Linked DNA regions of Homo sapiens: region 2 is linked to region 1. Evidence: chromatin loops called from intact Hi-C (ENCODE). Cell type or tissue: OCI-LY7. All regions are shown on one strand.

Region 1 (2,500 bases):
GGCCACACATTGGCAGTAAATCTCCTGTAAAATTCCCCTGAATATTTTGTAAAAAATGGCTGGTAAATGAGATTCTTTAAAAAAAATTATTTTTTCCCCCCTATGAAATTTGATTTTTAAAAATTCCACTGCTTATAGTTAGGTTAAATTTGTAGGTATTAAAAGGAACACACTAACATATTAAAATACATTTGTATTTTTTTCAGTTGAACTTTCCTTAGTAGTTCTGTTGATAAATCAAATAGTATGCATAAAATTCCAAATCCACTTAGCTTTTATATCTAGAGACTAAATAGACATCTTTCCTCCTTTTTTTTTTTTTTGGAGGCACCTCAAAATATGCTTAAAGGGCCATCCTTTCTCCATTCTCTTCCTACCATTTCATGGGGCTAAGGGTTAAAAAAAGAAGCTATCATCCATTCCAGAACTATATTCCAAACATATAGATTAACTGACCATCAGTGAGAAATTCAGCATGGTGTGAGTGTATGACTGCTAGTCACTCTCCACAGCAATTCTTGCTAGCACTGTTTTGAGCCAGCAAAGAATTGAATGGGCCAAGGAATCCTGCTGAGCATTTCAATTCTCGTCAATTTCTATCCCCTGGTGGTTTATAATAATAGAGTTAGCAGGGAGAACAGAGGAATAACATTAGTGACACATGTGCTTGCTCTCTCAACAAACCCTTTCTCATAGTCGCTTGTAGTTGGTTGTAGTACCTGAGATTTTGCCATTGTTGCACCTGTTCTGAAAAGCTAACAGGAAAATATACCAAATTTAGAGATGCACATGTGTAATGTTAATAGTAGCACACAGCTAAATTCAGGACCCAATACCAGCCTATATTATTTCATTAAGAGAATCAGTGTACCAATGTGATATGAGTCATTTCTAGGTTCATCTGACAATTCTATGTTCATAATAATTAGCCATGAGATATTAGAGGCAACAAGAAACATGTTCATTCCAATTATGAACTCTTCTCCATAATTTTTCCTAAGAACTACTTGTTCTGATTATTACTATGGTGCCTGAGTATAATCTATGGCACTGCATTGCAATATTTTGTATTCTGCAGCATACTTGCAGATTTGTAAATGTACTATAGCATCAAGTAGAGAGGTAAAGGTGAATCAGATGAAAAACAGCAAATGTATGCACTATGGCAGAAAGGAAAAAAGCAAGACACCATGGTCTTCATGATAAATTGGTTGTATCGTGACACAGGACATTTCAAACAGCTCAGGAGTAGTGAGAAAACTGCTCCCTCTGGAGGAATATTAACTTTACTAAGTTCACTTACGTATTAACATCATGATTTCACAGTACATGTATAGGTTTGAAATTCATAGAGCTCAGTTCCTTTTACTAGTGAGATAGATCAACCTTCTCACTCGTACCTCACCTTCATTTCCTAAAGGAACTTTAAAATAATCTTCACCTGTGATAAACACTTTTTAATGTTAGCATTTACTTTGTGTAACCAAAATGAAAACCAGTTTGCAATATAGTCTATTATTAAGCAGAAGGAAACTCTACTGTCTTAATTACTAACTAAATCCATGAAATAAATTGAATTGTGTTCTAAAAGCTATTCATTTAAAAAATAAATAAAAGATTAGAGCAACTATAAAAATTGTGCTTAAAACCCTATGAAAATTAATTTCCAGGTAGTTACCTTGATTACAATCAATAACATTGCAAAATTCCCTGACGTTGTTTTCATTGATTTCAGCTTGCTTTCTTTCAATAAATGCAGATATTCGTCTGTCAATCTACAAACAACAAGTTTTAACAGTGTAAACATAAGATTTTTTAAAATAATACCCTCTCGCCCCCGCCAAAAAACCTTCTTACTTCTGCTTTTCCAGCCTTTATCTGAACTACTTCTGGATCAAAATGGATCTGTGTCTTTTTCACATCTCTTAAATCACTTTCTTTGTGCTTTTCTTCCTCTTGTAGGTCGCCAATGGAAAATTTGTCATTTACTTCATTTTTGTTCCCCATTTCTGTTCTTCCTATCTCTTCAACAGCAGTTGTATTCTCCTCTTTAATCGGAGACTGAAGTTTTGCTAAAAAAGGCTGAGAACAACACAATTCCATCTGCTGAGGTTCAATCTGACCAAAATTAATTACACACTTAATATATTTACATAAATTTCTGCTAAGTAAATGAAATACTTAATATCAGTTAATAAATATAAAAAGTTGGTATACCAGGACACATAGATCTGACCACATATAAGTACTCACTATTCTCTGCTATTGTAACCATTATCATTTGCTATAAATTTGTTTTTTAAAAAAGGAGAGAGGAAAAAAGAAAAGAAAAAAGAAAAGAAAACCTAAGGAAATTTAAAATTTTCTTTGAGAGAATCATTCTGTCACTCATCTTTTATTTTGTGCCAAATCAAAGCCTTCAGCCTCTGGCACCAATGCCACTTAATTAACATGTCATTCAAATGCCTCCTCAGAACACTAAGGCTTAGTATTTTTCCTC
Region 2 (2,500 bases), 460 kb before region 1:
CAGAGACAGACATATTTCCCTCAGGTGGATCTTTTTGGTTTACTTTTACATTGTAGTCCTTCGGGGCTTTGTGCAGAGATCCCAGTTCCAGTTCCCTATTCTGCTTAGACCCAGGACCTTTCTCTGTTTCCCAGATAGCCCTGAAAAGCATGCCTCTAGGTTATTGATACCAGCAGATTCCTTTAAGGAAGCCACAGCTTCATCAGGTTAACATGCTGGTTTCTAGCTCCTTGTTGATTTTGGGTCCTTGGGGATATCCCTTATTTTCTTATTTTTTTGTAGAGATGGGGGTCTTGCTATGTTGCCCAGGCTGGTCTTGAATTCCTGTTCTTCAACAATTCTCCCACCTCAGCGTCCCAAAGCATTAGGATTACAGGTGTGAGCCATGTGTCAAGCCACAACTTTATTTTCTTAGAGTTTAAGAATATCTTTAAAAGGGTGTTTGTGGCGTTTTATCCAGGAAATCTATCTAGGTGTGTTGGGTATCTAGTCCACTGTATTGTAAGAAGCAGAAGTCAACAAGTAGTATTTTTATTTAAACACATTGGTCTTCTTCTCTTCTATCATTTTTCAGCTTTGAAAGCCATAGAGATGCTAAATATTAACCGAAATTTCTTCTATTAATAGTTTAGTTGTGGCCTGACATTTTTATGTCTAACATGTTAATCTGACATTTTTATGTTTAACATGTTAATCTGTTTTAAATCATCTATTATATAATTAATCTGAAGATACCAGTAGTTCAAAGACATTCTAGATAGAGGAAATGAAGCAGGGTGAAAGCTAACCTATCTTTAAAATGCTATATATTTTGTATTTACTCTGTCATTGTAATCCTTTCAACAACATTATGGAATAGGAATTATCTTGATTTTATGAGTGGGTTAACTGAGGCTAATAGATGTTGAGTAATTTGCTCAGGGTCACACAATTAATGAGCAGCAGAACCAGGATTGAAATCCTTTGATCTTTCTACCCATTCATGCAGTTTACCATTTAATCTGAATGTCATTATTCAGGGCTTTTTATCTGCTTATTCTTTTGTTCTTACGTTAGACTCATATGGAAATAATTCTGCAAGGCAAGGGAAGCGGAAAGAAGGAAGATACCCTGCCAATTGTCAGAATAAAAGTTTGTTTAGCAGCAGATAGAGAGGAGGGGCAGGACCAGAGACTGGACATGTTCACACAGGCATGCATACAGAAAGTGTCCCCAAAACCACAGGGGCAAGAGGCAGCAGATGGTTTGTATCAAATTAAGGAAGGAAATCACATGTATAGAATATGACAATGTGCCAGACACTAAGACAGGTGGAGATGCTTTATTTAGGTTATCTCAGTTAAGCCTCACCACAGGGCTTGAGATATGACTATTAAGATCTGACGGCAGGTGGTAGCAAGGTCTCAGAATCCTTCAGTGTTCATGTTAGGATTCAGGTTCTCGAGAAAATTGCTGAAAACTATTCGGGGTTCTGATCTTTTCGTTGTTTATTCACTTAATTTTTTTCTGATTATGACATTAGTAAATGTCTGTCGAGAAATAAGTCTAAAGAAAGATAAAATCAACTATAATCTTCCAACCAGAGGTAATCACTGTTAATAAGTATGTACATTTTTTTGGGGGGGGGTTTGTTTTTGAGACAGAGTCTTGTTCTGTCACCCCGGGTGGAGTGTAGTGGCGCGATCTTAGCTCACTGCAAACTCTGCCTCCCAGGCTTAAGCTATTCTTGTGCCTCAACGTCCTGAGTAGCTGGGATTACAGCAGGCATCTGCCACCACACTGGCTAATTTTTTGTATATTTAGTAGATACAGGGTTTGCCATGTTGCCCAGGCTGGTCTCAAACTCCTGGCCTCAAGTGATCCTACCGCCCCAGCCTGGCCTATTTTTTAAAAAACTAGCTAGTATGATTTTGAATCTACTATTTTCATATCCTAACTTATTTTCTCTTTTAAAAAATTTGTTGTGGCCGGGCACGGTGGCTTATGCCTGTAATCCCAGCACTTTGGGAGGCCAAGGCGGGCAGATCACTTGAGGTCAGGAGTTTGTGACCAGCCTGGCCAATATGATGAAACCCCGTCTGTACCAAAAATAGAAAAATTAGCTGGGCGTGGTCACACTTGCCTGTAATCCCAGCTACTTGGGAGGCTGAGGCAGGAGAATTGCTTGAACCTGGGAGACGGAGGTTGCAGTGAGATGAGATCATGCCACTGCACTCCAGCCTGGGCGACAGAGCAAGACTCCGTCTCAAAAAAAAAAATATATATATATATGTATATATACATATATATGTGTGTGTGTGTGTGTGTGTATATATATATATGTTTGTTGTTAGTAGGTAATGTGTGTATATATTTTTGAAGGCATAGCCTTATAATTTATAATGAAAAACAGCAGTCTTCTGTCCTATTTTTAAATTCTGTATCCCAGTGGCAATTATATTTCTAACTTGTGTATCAGTTGCTTCTGGAATTTACCCTCATATTCCTTTCTTAAAAAAAA

What was found. A loop is a pair of places that touch in the nucleus more often than their neighbours do. Peaks named below come from ENCODE experiments on the same cell type or tissue, not always from the same donor. Only the 100,000 strongest peaks of a DNase experiment are listed, where the experiment ranks them.
Region 2: a loop joins it to region 1, with 3.0 times the contacts of the local background. A loop is called at or near these places in 1 of 110 quality-filtered maps.

Annotation. Positions count from the first base shown.
Region 1 is chr14:36,312,834-36,315,333 of GRCh38, forward strand. It overlaps MBIP (MAP3K12 binding inhibitory protein 1), which reads right to left. Exons shown (of 9, transcript NM_016586.3): 3 at 1,858-2,082; 4 at 1,679-1,775. Among named protein-coding and RNA genes, the nearest start is that of MBIP, 6.6 kb to the right of the region's middle. In OCI-LY7, a CTCF peak has its summit at 1,263 (motif pointing left); no DNase peak of the experiment used is centred here.
Region 2 is chr14:35,854,994-35,857,493 of GRCh38, forward strand. All of the region lies in intron 4 of BRMS1L (BRMS1 like transcriptional repressor), which reads left to right. Among named protein-coding and RNA genes, the nearest start is that of BRMS1L, 30 kb to the left of the region's middle. In OCI-LY7, CTCF peaks have their summits at 1,380 (motif pointing right) and 1,579; a DNase peak (open chromatin) is centred at 1,318; H3K4me3 peaks cover 1,984 bases; H3K27ac peaks cover 2,123 bases.